2 separate regions of the Mus musculus genome follow, and region 2 is linked to region 1. The links are chromatin contacts, found by Hi-C or POLR2A ChIA-PET in ENCODE. All regions are on one chromosome and are shown on one strand. The core of a region is the stretch at or near the end of the contact, and the rest is flanking DNA. Distances in the headings are between cores, read along the strand shown.

Evidence for each region. Hi-C counts contacts between places; a loop is a spot of excess contacts on that map. ChIA-PET counts read pairs that join two places held with the same protein, here RNA polymerase II (POLR2A).
Region 2: a loop to region 1 is called in a map of Patski, with 2.3 times the contacts of the local background. The contact joins the enhancer-like site here to the promoter of Cstf1 in region 1. A Hi-C loop is called at or near these places in 1 of 37 maps with a recorded cell type or tissue (Patski). POLR2A ChIA-PET finds 5 or more read pairs at or near these places in 1 of 5 experiments (Patski).

What each region holds. Positions count from the first base shown.
Region 1 is chr2:172,367,365-172,374,018 of GRCm38, forward strand. It overlaps Cstf1 (cleavage stimulation factor, 3' pre-RNA, subunit 1), which reads left to right and starts at 3,639. Exons shown (of 6, transcript NM_024199.2): 1 at 3,639-3,663; 2 at 5,565-5,765. The coding sequence starts at 5,597. It overlaps Aurka (aurora kinase A), which reads right to left and starts at 3,206. Exons shown (of 9, transcript NM_001291185.1): 1 at 3,109-3,206; 2 at 1,622-1,668. The coding sequence starts at 1,663.
Region 2 is chr2:172,641,376-172,648,029 of GRCm38, forward strand. No RefSeq gene overlaps it. Among named protein-coding and RNA genes, the nearest start is that of Gm36156, 19 kb to the right of the region's middle. Within about 2 kb of position 2,656, at least 1 of the 3 ENCODE cell types and tissues checked has a DNase peak (open chromatin) inside an H3K27ac peak, as active enhancers do.

The DNA.
Region 1 (6,654 bases), core at 2,389-4,888:
ACGCGGTGACTCACAACCACCTATAACTCCAGAGCCAGATCTGACCCTCTCTTCTGGCTACATGCAGGCAAACATTCATCCACAAAAGATATAAATATATAAACAACTCTTTAATAAGTAAAGTAAAGGGGAGGCGGCTGAAGCTGCCTTATTGTGCACGCGCCCTAAGGGAGGACTCGACCGACTCAAACCCCGCTTCCTTAACCACTCGCGAATAAGCCGCCATCCAGGGATGGAAACCCTGAGCACCTGTGAAACCCAGCGGCCCGGACGCTGGCACTCCACACCTGTGATCCAGTACTGAGGCTGAGGCAGGAGGGGCACTGACTGAGTTCTAGGCCAGCCTCTGCGCCTGAGGCAAACTTTATTGTTACTGAAAGTTTATATCAAATCCTTGCAGCAATTTTACGTTTAGGAGAAAAGACGATAGAATCATCCTCAAGCAATTTTGAAAAAAAAAAAACAGTCTAAATCTAAGGTTATGCTGGGCTTCCAGGGCGTATTGCCGTTCTCTCAGATCATCCATCCCCTGGGTCTTTCTATCACAGCACTTATTTGACCACGTCTCACTGTGTAATCCTGGCCAGTCCCAGACTCACAATATAGAACAGCCTGGCCTCTATCTCAGTCTGCCCACTACTGACTCCTAAATACTGGGATTAGAGGTGTGCCCACCAAGCCCCACCCAACAGAAATATTTTTTAAGAATGTTATCTCCAAAACTAAAATGCATAGAAATTATGTTTTTCAATAGGAAAAAAAGGACAAAGAAGACCACGGAGGCCTTGAAAACAATCACTACTGCACGGGATGATCTGTGTTGTGTCAGTCTTAACGAGATCTTAAGACTAAACTAATCACACTCAGAGACGCTGGCACTCCCTCCTCCTTAAATGAGGCGCTCAGGATCCACCATGAGCTCAGAGGGTCTGAGGTTTCCACAGCAGAGCCATTTCCTGAAGAAACAGAGGCTCAGGTAGCCTCCAGGCAGGGTCAACCTAAAGTTTCTACCCAAAGCCACGGAGGAAAGGATTCGATTCCACGAGCACTGTACAGATTTGCTCAGGGACTAAGGTCTTTTACAGCCAAGCCTAAGGACCTGGGTTAGGGTCTCTGGACCCACTCTGACAAGTTGCTCTCTGACCTACACAGTGGCATATGCATAGGTGCACACAAACAAAATGCACATCATTTAAAAAATACCGATTGTGGGGGCTGGAGAGATGGCTCAGCGATGAAGAGTACTGGCTACTCTTCCAGAGGTCCTGAGTTCAATTCCCAGCAACCACATGGTGGCTTATAACCATCTGTAATGCCCTCTTCTAGTGTGCATGAAGACACATTCATAGTCATAAAATAAGCAAAGAAATCTTTTGTTTGTTTTCGTTTTGGGTTTGCTTTTTGTTTTGTTTTGTTTTTAGTTTTTTTCAAGACAGAGTTTCTCTGTGTAGCCCTGGCTGTCCTGGAACTCACTCTGTAGACCAGACTGGCCTCAAACTCAGAAATCCGCCTGCCTCTGCCTCCTTGCATCCCCAGTGTTGGGATTAAAGGCATGCGCCACCACGCCCGGCAGAAATAAATCTTTTAAAAGCCGAAATTGTAAATACAGGTAATTCTGTACCTTAACAGGCCTGGAGACACAGTTTTCTTTACATCTGTCCATGTCACCTGAAAAAGGAAACAAGAGCCTTTCTTTTAGGAGGAGTCCAAGTCCTTCACCTTCGGATCTACACCAAATGACCTTGATGGTTCTCACTCAGCTCAAAGATTTACTACAAGAAAGTTGCACATGCCACAGGGTTCCCCTTTTCAGATCAGGGAAGCTAGGCAGGAGGCAGAAGCCCTGAGCAAAGGACTGCAGTTGCAGCTACCTCACACTCCTGGGCCCCAGACCAAGGTTAATAACCAGCCCTGCAGTTTAGCTTTCCCATAATAGCTACACCAGGGTCTTATCCCTAAGAGGTTTCTATTTCCTGTATTTGCAGTGGAGCCAGGATTTGTTTGTTAGGTTTGGATTTTTTTTTTGAGACAGGGTCTCCCTGGGTAGTCCTGGCTGTTCTGGAACTCATTATGTAGGTAGACCAAGCTGGCCTTGAACTCACCGAGTTCCTCCCTCTGCCTCCAAAAGGCTGGGATTAAAAGAATGCAAGACCACACCTAACCTTTATGTTTGTGGTAGAGACAAGAGTTCCATGGATCCCAGGCTGGCCTTGAGCATGCTATACGGTGGAGGATTACTCTGAACTCCTGATCCTCCCGCCTGCAGTTCCGCAGTGCTAGGACCACAGAGGTCATCACCATCCTCGGGGTTCCAAGTGCTGGGAATGGAATCCAGGGCTGGCTAGGCAAGCACCCTACTAACTGAACTACATCCCCAGACAGGCTCTCACTTATTAGCTGTGGCTGGCCTTAAATCGAAGGCTAACCTCCTGCCTCAGACTGCTGATGTAAGCAACCACACATTTAGGTGTGTGTGTGTGTGTGTGTGTGTGTGTGTGTGTGTGTGTGGTGGGGATGGAGGTGTTGAGGTAGGGACGTATGTGGATGTAATTTAGGCTGGTTTTTCGGACCTACTGTGTAGCTGAGGATGACCTTTGACTTGATCCTGCCTCCACCACCTTACTGTTGGAATAAACAGCGGCGGCCACCACGAAGGCAGTGTTCAATCCTAAAACTTCTGGAATATTCTACAAACTGAGCTTTAGCGGGTCTGCGCTTTGAAACAGACCCTCAAGTAGTCCCGACATAAACTGCTCAGAAGGCTGCGGGAAGAGCAGCACCAGTCCTGGGCACTCTACGAGGGAACTCCCGTTCATCCACAGACTCGTCGAGTCGACTTAGACTCTGATTCTCCACCCGAAGCAGTCCCCAATAAGCCGCAGTTCCCGCATCCACCATCGGTTTGCAAATTACTCGGTTAGCTGATGGTCTGGATCCCCATTCCCACAAGAACCTAAAACCAAGCCGGGAAATCTTAAACGTCTGGACCTTTCTTAAACAGAATGCAAACCCACTGAGACAGTCCATTACCCCGACGCCACACAGCCTTCCCTATCCGTTTGCAGCATCCAGGCTCGCCCTCAACAGCCATGTCCCTTTCCAACTCACAGGCAGGAACCTGCTCCCGACCGAAGCCTCCAAGCGATCCCGGTAGCTCAGCCGTTACAATTCAAAGGTTCTCCTTTTAAAATAGGAGTCAAACCCTCTACTCCAAGAGCTGATTGGCTAGAGCCGGAGCAATGCCGTTCTGTGATTGGCTCACCGTAAACGCGACTATGGGAAGCTCGTTCCCTGCCGTAGCTGGGCGCAGGCGCACTGAGCTGTCGGAGCCCGGAAGTGGTGCACCAACGGCCCGTCCGATCTGCGGCCGTTCTATCGCCCGCCGTGCTCCCCAGGATCAGGCGTTCGCCAGTCACACACAGCCCTTTGGATTCAAGGCAGTCGCGGAGGTGATTAGTTCGGAGACGGTGAATGAGCGTCTCGAACGTGCCAGTGAGTAAGATGGCGAGAAGGGCAGACTTGCGAGGGAGCAGGGATGCTCGGCGCTCGGCTGCATGCCCTTTGCACGTGCGCACTGGGTGTGCACTCCGAGCGATCGATCGGGCACGATTCGCTCCTCCATTTTTCTAGAAGAGAGCGGGAGACCGAGACCCTGATCTGCGGGTACGGGGTCAAGGGGGCGTAAGGAAGCGGGCTAGTGTGGTTGGCTAGGGTCTGTAGTGGATCACGTGAAGGACCGGGGCTAACGGAGAGGATGGCAGGAGGCCGCTCGCCCCAAGTCCGTGTCCTAGAGTTGGCCGGCCCGGCCTGCACCCCGGCTCTCAAAGGGCCTCGGTCCCGGTGGGTCCAAGCCGGAATTCCGCCCTGAGCAGAAGTGGTCGCGCGGCTTCGCTTTGGGCCCCCTGCATTCCCCGGTGTTAGCTTTCCGGGGGCGAGCTCCTCCGGTCTCGTGCCTCGGTGTCCCCTCCGGGAAGGATATAAGTTATCTGTGTCCCATTGGAAGTTAAGCGGGGAGTTAAGTAAAGGCTCAACCTCCTTCTCCCACCCCCGTTTTCTTTAAATGTCGTGATACAACCCCAGATGTTTCCTGACAGGAGTAAAGATGATAGGTCAAATGGTTAAGTTCTGGGCTCTGGAGTGTGCAGGCTCCCCCTCAACTTTGAGGGGAAGGGGAGGGCTTAACTTGAACGGGTGCCCTAGATTCTTAGAACACATTTCACCCTCTGTTGTGTCCCAATATCTTATGCAGGGGTAGATTTGTATTCATTTCTTTCTTTTTAAAAAAAAACTTATTTAGCTTTATTTTACATGCATTGGTGTCTAGGTGGCAGGCCCCTTGGAACTGGAGTTAGAGACAGTTGTAAGCCGCCATGGGAATTGAACCCAGGTCCTTTGGAAGAGCAGACAGTGCTCTTAACCACTGAGCCATCTTTCCAGCCCCCATTTCTTTCTAATGAACACGAATATATTGAATAGCTTCGTTTAGTGATTGGATGCTAATTAGGTGCTTGGCACCGCATCTGCCAGTAGGACCTGCATGGTGTTATTATTGTTAAGAACTCTGGTCAGTACTATGCTGTGTGGCCTTGCTAGTCATTTGGTTTAAAACTGAGCCCGGGGTGTCTGTCAGCAAGCATTGTAACTCTTGGCTGTTTCTCCAGGCTACCTTCTTGCTTGATGTCTCCAGACTCCTATAGTCAAACATCTAACCACACACATACTTATCAAATTACCCACCCAGGTTGATTAAGAAATCAGTTTTGTTTGGAGAGCTTAGATCTTAAGAGTATAATGTGTTTGGATTTTTACATTTATTTGTTTTGATGGTAATCATTTTTTTGTTTGTGATAGGGTCCCACTATGTAGTCCTGGCTGGCCTGTGATAGGGATCTATAGACAAGGCTGGTCTCAATATCACAGGGATCTGCCTGCCTCTGCATCCCAAGTGCTGGGAATAAAGACATGGGGCATGTGCTTGACACATTTTTATTAAGCAGTTTAACTTAGGATCTTCCCAAAGCATTGAACTTAGCTTATTTTTTCATTCTGTTATCCTTATTTGTTTTTTATGATGTATTTGTGTGTTCATGTACTACCTCATCAAGTTGTATAATTATAATAATGAGCTCGGTTGCCTGGAAACAAGTTTTAAAAATAAGCACAACAGTCACTAGTAGATTTACATTCCAGCTGGTGTAAAGTGGTCCAGGCAGCCACCGAAACATTGCAGACTCCACAGTTGACAGAAGAATCGGAGGGATAGCAACAGGGAATAAAAGTTTATCAGCGAAGAGAAGATGGTCAGGGATCCTACTGTATCTATCAGTGATGTTATTTTAATAGTTTCTTTATGCACTTTCTGTGCACCATTTTGATTAAACTCCAGTAACTTAGGTAACAGCTGAGGAGCCTGAACAGAGAAAGCAAGGTCGCCATCCTAAGATAAAACACCTACTGAAGCTGAGATTGAAGTGTGTGTTACGCCTGGCCTAGGAGCCCTGTGTTTCCAGGGCCTGGGGTGTGCCTCTCCCTGCCTTTTACTCAGTGCCTGGTTTCTCTTGCAGCGGTCAGGGAAACTGTCATACTCTTCTGCAAAATGTACAGAACCAAAGTGGGTTTGAAGGACCGGCAGCAGCTCTACAAGCTGATCATTAGCCAGCTGCTCTACGACGGTTACATTAGTATCGCCAATGGCCTCATCAATGAGATCAAGCCCCAGTCGGTGTGCGCCCCCTCGGAGCAGCTCCTGCATCTCATCAAGCTAGGTAAACCGTGGGTGTGGATTCCAGAAGGACGGTCTCCAGGCTTGCCCGGGGCAGTTTATGAAATCACTCCTGTGTACCTTCAATGTGGATGTATGCAGAATACAGTGGTGGTACTGAAAGAGTGGGTGGAGTCCAGGGGACGAAGCTGCTTCTCATATATTGTACCCATCTGCCGGGCACTCCCCTCAAGTCCCAGCTCAGGACTCACGGCCCTCTCACCCCTATAAAGATTACCCTGTCTCCTCCATGCTCCTCCGCTTGGTTCCCTACTTAACAGACACTGCTTGCTTTGTTCTTTGTCTCAGTTCCACGCCGTCTTCACCTTCCCGTTCCATACTCACCAGGTAGACCAGAATTTCTGTTGATATTAGGATCGTGGGTTAGCCATTGATACCTGTTGAAATAAATAATTTATAAAGGGACCTGGTGCTGGCAAGTTCCAGCTACCCACCCCAAAGATTTACACACACCCACAGCCTTTATGTTTGACATGCCTTAAGCATCACTGCTGCTGGGCCACTTCCTAGCCTTACTAAATTTTATATTCTACCTTGGCTGCCCTGGACCCAGAGGGCTGCCCAGCTGGGCTGCACTCTCCTGGCTTCTTCACCCAGCCATGCCTCGCTGTCCTCCACTCTTCTCAGGCATTGTCTCCTCCACCTTCTCTTCCTGGCATGGTGGATCTCCTCCCTCTTCTCTCAGTCAGGAATCCTAAAAGTCCCACCTCTGTCCTGCCCAGCCATTGGCTGCTGACATCTTAGTGTCTTAGTGTGGACAGTCATATAAGCAGTTTTGGAGACACAAATCAACATTATAATGCACTCAGCATAGGCCAAACCCACTACAGATACCTGCCTTACCCCCTCCGCAGTGTTTGAAATCCCCCAGC
Region 2 (6,654 bases), core at 1,406-3,905, 270 kb after region 1:
TGTGGGAGACCTCAGTTTCCCTCAGCACAACAAAAATAATAAAACACGAACTATAAGACGACGTAGACTTAGGAGGCTGTGGATGGACGCAGGTCTCCAATGACAGTTAGTGGGTTCTGGGTAATTTTTAGTTTCCTTTTCTGCTTTCTTATGCTTTGTAATTTTAGTATGATAAACATGATCTTACAACCCGATGGGCTCTTTCTCCAGCCCTGTAACCTCAGTTCTTTTTTTTTTTTTTCCATGTAGCCCAGGCTAGCCTCAGACTTGCTTTGTAGCTGAGGCTGATCTTGAATTTCTGGTCCCCTCCCCGCCCCCATGTCGTGAGAGCTGTGAATACAGATGTATACCACCATGCTTGGCTTTCTGATTCTTTATATGACTGAAATATTGTCCTTTTAAGTTTTATTCAGATTTTTTTATGTGTATGAGTATTCAGCCAGCATGTATGTCTGTGTACCTGTGCCTCTCAGAAGAGAGCCTTGGATCTTCTGGAATTATGAATGGCTGTGAACTGACATGTGGGTGTTGGGAACAGAACCCAGATCCTCTGCAAGAACTACTGCTTTTAACCATAGAACCATCTCTCTAGGGCCCCTCCCCACTTTTGAGACAGGGTTTCACTCTATAGCTAAGGCCAGCCTTGAACTCTTGGTAATCCTCCTGCCTCAGTGCAGTGTACAGTATTATCATGTGTGCAGATTGTATGTGTATAGTACTATCACGTATGCAGATCACATGTGTACAGTACCATCGTGTGCACAGATCACATGTGTATAGTACCATCTGTGTAGAGATAGTAAAGTATTATGTGTGCAGATCACATGTGGACAGTACCATCATGTATGCAGATCACATGTGTATAATACCATCATGTGTGCAGATTGTATGTATACAGTATCGTCATGTGTGCAGATAGCACATGTACAGTATCATCATGTATGCAGATCACATGTGTACAGTACCACCACACGTGCAGATCACATGTGTGCAGTATCATCATGTATGTAGATCACATGTGTACAGTATCATCATGTGTGCAGGCTGTATGTGTAGAGTATCATCCCCAGATGCTGTCTTCTATGATGCTCGTTTCTCAGTGCCCTGAGATTGTGTCATTTGTGTATGCTCTAGCGTTTCTCACTCATCGCTTATGGCAAACTTGTGCTCTGCCTCGTGTTCTCCCATGTGAAATGCGGGCATGAATTTCCTGCCTTGGATACAGAGTTTAAGTAATTTCTTAGAAATAAAAACACCGAGATAAAAAGTGTACATCTTAAAAGATTTCAGCGAATATTCTAGAACTCAGTGCCACGTGCACTTGCCGTCAAGGGATGGTGTCCCCTGCGGTGCCAACGCTGTGAGCTACTGTTCCTTTTCAATATCACAGCTCCGAAAGGCGTGAAGAGCGATGTCATTAGTCCATACTTCAGTTGCTTGGTTACTAATGAATTGGTGAGTGTTCTCATGCACGGCCCAGGCTCACTTCCTGAAATTCCATCTGCGGTTTAGCTTCCCTGCTTGGCTGCTGTGTGTCTTTGGCCATCTTTTATTGTTCAGTAGGACTCTTGTCTATTTGAAAAGTGTTTTGTTTTGTTTTGTTTTTTTCTTTTAAGTTTTGCAAGACAAGTTTTCTCTGTGTAGCCTTAGCTGCCCTAGAATTCACTCTGTAGATCACACTGGTCTTAAACTCGGAGGTCTGCCTGCCTTTACCTCTTACGTGTTTGAGTTAACCGTGTGCGCCACCATACCCTGATATTTGAAGAGTCTCAATCTGTTGAGTATCTTGGATTCCTCTTTCCCAGGGGAGGAGTGTTGGGAGGCCTGTGGAATCCAGGCAAGTACTACATCACTGAGAAATATTTTCCTTAATTAGCTGGGCATGGCAGGGCATGACTTTAATCTCACCAATCTGGAGGCAGAGGCAGGCATATCTCTGTGAGTTTGAGGCCAGCCTGGTCTACTAGTTCCAGGATAGCCAGGGCTACACAGAGAAACCCTGTCTTGTGGGGGAAAAAGTCTAATTTGTTATCCATGGAACCTCAGAGCCACCTGAGAGGAGACCTATTTACAGGATGAACAAATGACCCTGTGGCTATAAACCTGGCTTGGAAGTGCACGTGCCTGCCGGCTGTTTTTAATTTTTATTAAAATCTGTGAGCAGTTATTTAGCACCAATAGCCAGAAGTCTGAGTCATGAATGCATCTCCAGTTCAGGGACTTATTTCCTCCTTTAGCATTTCTCTTCCTTTGTATGGAGGCATGATGCAGACTCTTCTATCCCCCTCCCCCTAGTCCTCACAGCCTTCGACCCCCAATGGAGCTCTCTAGAAAGAATAGGCAGGGCCAGGAAACAGAAGGATTTGACCACAGGAACACAAACGTTCCTGAAAAACAAGTCAGGACTAAGGAAAACCCAAAGAAGTAGCAAGAAGTGTTTCCAAGAGTCAGTCATTCACCCATGCACCACGGGGAGGGAGGAGGGAGGGGGTTGTCCCAGCGCACAGAGGAGGCCGGGCATCTCCCTGTGACTGTGTGGGAGAGAGCTCCTGTGACTGAGGAGCGAACGTAAGAAAGCCACGTCCAGGGCGCCTGTGTGCATCTTCCTTTGGATCTCAGCTCTGCTCAAGTGAGGAGGAGTCAGGATGTGGACCAGAGCCTCCAAAGTCAACCCAGGATGTGCCTGCAGTGACTTCCTGCTGCCTTGCGCCAAGGATGTCAGGCGGTGAGTCAGAGCCCAGGTATTTTGGCCCAGCCGCTGTTTTGACAATAAGGGTGATTAAACAGACCGTTTATTTTTTTATTCCCCCCACCGCCCCTCCCCGCACTTCCAGAAGAGCTTTGTTCTGGGTCTTGACAAGAAAAGAGACTCCCAGAGGCAGAATGGTGCTCACAGGAAGCAAGTAAGAGCACCCTTGGGTGGGTGAATGGCTTCCCTGCCTGCAGCCCCTGAAATCTAGGTCTTGAAGAACAATTCAGAGAAGCTGACTTGAGTAGCAGCATGAAAGACTGGGTTAGGCACCAAGTGGGACTTCCTGCTCAGAGAGCTTTCTTCTTTCCCTGAGTAGGAGGCAGTTCGTTGAGAGGCTGTCTCCTGCCATGCGGTGAGACCTTTTACCTTGAGGTCTGGGTAGCACAGCAAAGATGTCAGGAAACAGAGGCAGGAGCCTGGGACGCATTTACCAGGGCATTGATGAACTGCTGTGCTCTGAGCTTGAGAGTACAGAGGAGAGAGAACAGACAGACGACCAGCAAGCTAGCCTAAAAGGGGTGAAGACAGGAAGCAGAGATGTGGAACTGGCCTGGGCGTGGGGGGGCAGAGGAGGCTCTGACAGAGCATCATGTGAGAACTAGTGATTCATTCTAGCTCACACAAACCCAGATGCAACCCCCCCCCCCCCCGCCTGCCTCCCTGGCTCCCAGAACAGACCTGTCACTGTGGCTTCTGGGCACAGGAATCACAGGCTGAAGCATCCCAAGGTGACAGGGTTATCTTGACCCAGGCCTGGATCTGCGACTCTCTGCACTTCCCTGAGCTTGGTGATCAGGCCTGATGGGCCCTTTCACGCCCAGGTCGGGGCCCAGTCTTTGTGGGGGGAGTAAAACTCTTCCAACTTGAGTCCTGGGTCTCAATTCAGGATCAGACACCTACTCAGGAACCTATCGGGATGTTAGTCAGGGGAACTCTCAGCCCTAGGTCCAGAGAGGGGAAGGAATGGCTCCAGGTAACATATTGGTGAAGGAAGCCCCAGAATGGCCAGTCCAGATATGAAGACACCGGCATGGGTCAGTGTCCAAGGCTCTTGTGGGGCTCTGACCTAGCTGCCAGTCCCTAGCCTTTGAGGTGTCAGCAGCCAACGTGCCCACATCTTTCAGGTTGCAGGTCCTATTTTCCGTCCCTATGAGCCTTGCCAAGTGTTTGAGGTGTCCTGCAGCAGGGAGGGAGGCTGGAGCATTCCTGGGGAGATGAGGGGGCTCCCCCAGCAGTGGGAACGCTTGTATTACCCAAGTGCAGCCTGTGACACTGTGACAGTGGTCACCCAGGTGGTACCTCCCATCAGCACCAGGTGCTTCCTGTGTTTGGGGGGGGTCGTAGCTAGAATCTTCGAAGGTTCCGTACCATTGACGGTCTGTAAGACTATCCTGGCACAGGCCAGGAAGCTATTGCAAATAAATGTATCACTTCCTTCTCAGACTCCAGCGTTTTTTTAGAATGATGCTAAAACCAACAATGCACACAACACGGGGAGAGGAAGGAGACAAGATGGTGGAAAAGGGAGAGTAGGCTCAGCGTGGTGGCTTTAATCGCCCGTTCATCTCAGCGCCTGGGAGGCAGAGGCAGGTAAATCTATGTGAATTCAAGGTCAGCCTGATACACACAGTGGGTTCTAGGCCAGCCAGGGCTATTCTACATTCCTTCCTTCCACCCAGCCTCCAATGCCATGTGAGAGACCCTGGGTACCTGTGTTACCCTCTGGTCTCCCAGTTTTCTTCCCTGCAGAGTGTGGCTGAGAAGACTGCCTTGGGGGTGTGAGGGGAGGGACCAGTGTGGGCTGAGAACAACCTGGGGCGAGACTGAAGCTTCAGAGGAGGGACAGATGCATTTGGTGGGGACCACTATGGGGCTTGGTCCCCTAGGTCTCAGAGCAAGGATGTGCTCTTCTGAAGGGGACAGACACACAGAGAGCTTAGCACCTCTGGGGATGATGGGGGGTGGTGGTGGAGGTGAATTCGCTGCCCCACTTTCTTCTGATCGTTGACCCCGATGTCCACCCAGCCAAGCCTGGACTCCCTCCCACGTTGAGAGCTCTCTGTGTGCAGAGATCCTGAGAATGGGGCTGGGCTTCTGAGAGTTAATCTATGCTGTTTATCTTTTAAACACCATTAACCACAAATTAGCTGATTCTTTCATGGCAATAAATTAATAGATCCCATTAGTAAACAGTCAATTACAAGATGATTACTTTTCTGCCGGAGCCTCAAGCTTTTTATGACTGATGCTGTCAGCCTCTCGCCCAACTCTCCTTGCTGGGTTTCTGGCTCGCAGGCCTGCATCCTCCTGTGTACCAGGGAGGCTGAGGGTGGGATTGAGGCAGTCTCAGGAACCAGAATGTGAGCAGAGAGAGTGGCCTGCTTGCAGAGAAGAAACAACCAACAGCTCCTGTTTCCAACACAGAAAAGTCCACAGGGTGGTCGCTACCCTTCACCCCTGCGCCGATCATAAACACACACCACGTGTTCTTCAGTGACTTTACTACTGCGCAGGCCTCACCCTGCTCAATCCTCAATAGCCTTTTATATGTCTGCCCATCTACTTTTCCTTCCCCTCCATCTACCCACACTTCTTTCTTTCCATTCATTAATCCATCATTCATGCATCATCTATCTATCCATCCATCATCCACCCATCCACCATCCATCCATCTATCCATATCCATTTATTCATCTACCATCATCCATTCATCATCTATCTATCCATATCCATCCATCCATCCATCCATCCATCCATCCAACCATCCATCCATCCATCCATCCATCTGTTCTCCACCTATCTGTCTAGCACTTGCTAGTGAGCACTTACTAATTACGAGGTACTCTGTTGCATGTTGGAGTACAACGTCCCACACATTGAGGGCTACCTTGGTTACCTAGTGAGCTCAGTTGCTGGCACTTGGGGTGGATGTTGGTTGTTTTGGAAGCATAGACTCCACTTCTCTTTGCCTGCAGCATCATCAAGCAAGAGGGACCATCTCCCACCACAACACGAGGACATTCTCACCCACAGCTGTCTGCTCTTTCCATGGAGCCGTGCATCTGTGTGGGGGTTGTGGGTCCCAACCATGGCCACCTTCTATCCTTCCACAAAGCCAACTAAAGACCACCAGTGAACACAGTGCTGGGTGAGACCCAAGAGTCCCCCGTCTCTCAGAAATGAGACTCCAGGCTTCAGCATAGCACACCTTGGCTGTAGTGTCCCAACCACCCTCACCCGCAACTCCCTGTCGATTGTGGATGGGTCTCTTCCTTTATCTTCAGTCTTTATCCCAACCTCCACCTGGGGTGGCTGTGGAGGTGACTGAGGTACCACGCCCACAGTGATCAAACCCCAGAGCCCAGTAGGAGCACACAGAGGCTTGGGTCTTTTGTGAGACAACAATAGGGCAAGATGGAAGCTTGCTGGTTTGGTCAGGCCCCTCTGGGAGGAGTCCCTGGCACCTGCTGCATGGGCATCTATGTGGCTCAGCCGTTCTGGGAAGTAGATGCCCAAACAGAATGGCATACAGAGTCCTAGGGAGAGAGCGGAAGCACAAGAGGCAGGGATAGTGACCAGCAGAGGGTTGGGCTGATATCTGGAACTAAAGAGGAGGGGAAGGGATAGCAGGAGGAGAGACTGGAAACAGCGTGGGACCACAAGGCAGCCTAGAGGAAGTCCCAGGCTGCAGATACAGAGCCCCAGGGTGGGGAGCTTCATCAGAGAGCCCCACGGGGACAGGATCAGCCCCATCCCAGAGCATGCCCTGCTGTGCTCACGGGTCAGGAGTGCCTGGGTACAGCACAGGCTTACACATCCACACTGCTGAAGCTGATAAGGGGTGGCCTCTGGGGCCGTGTGTTACCTTCTTTCCTGGCCCCAGAAACTCTCAAAAGACATAC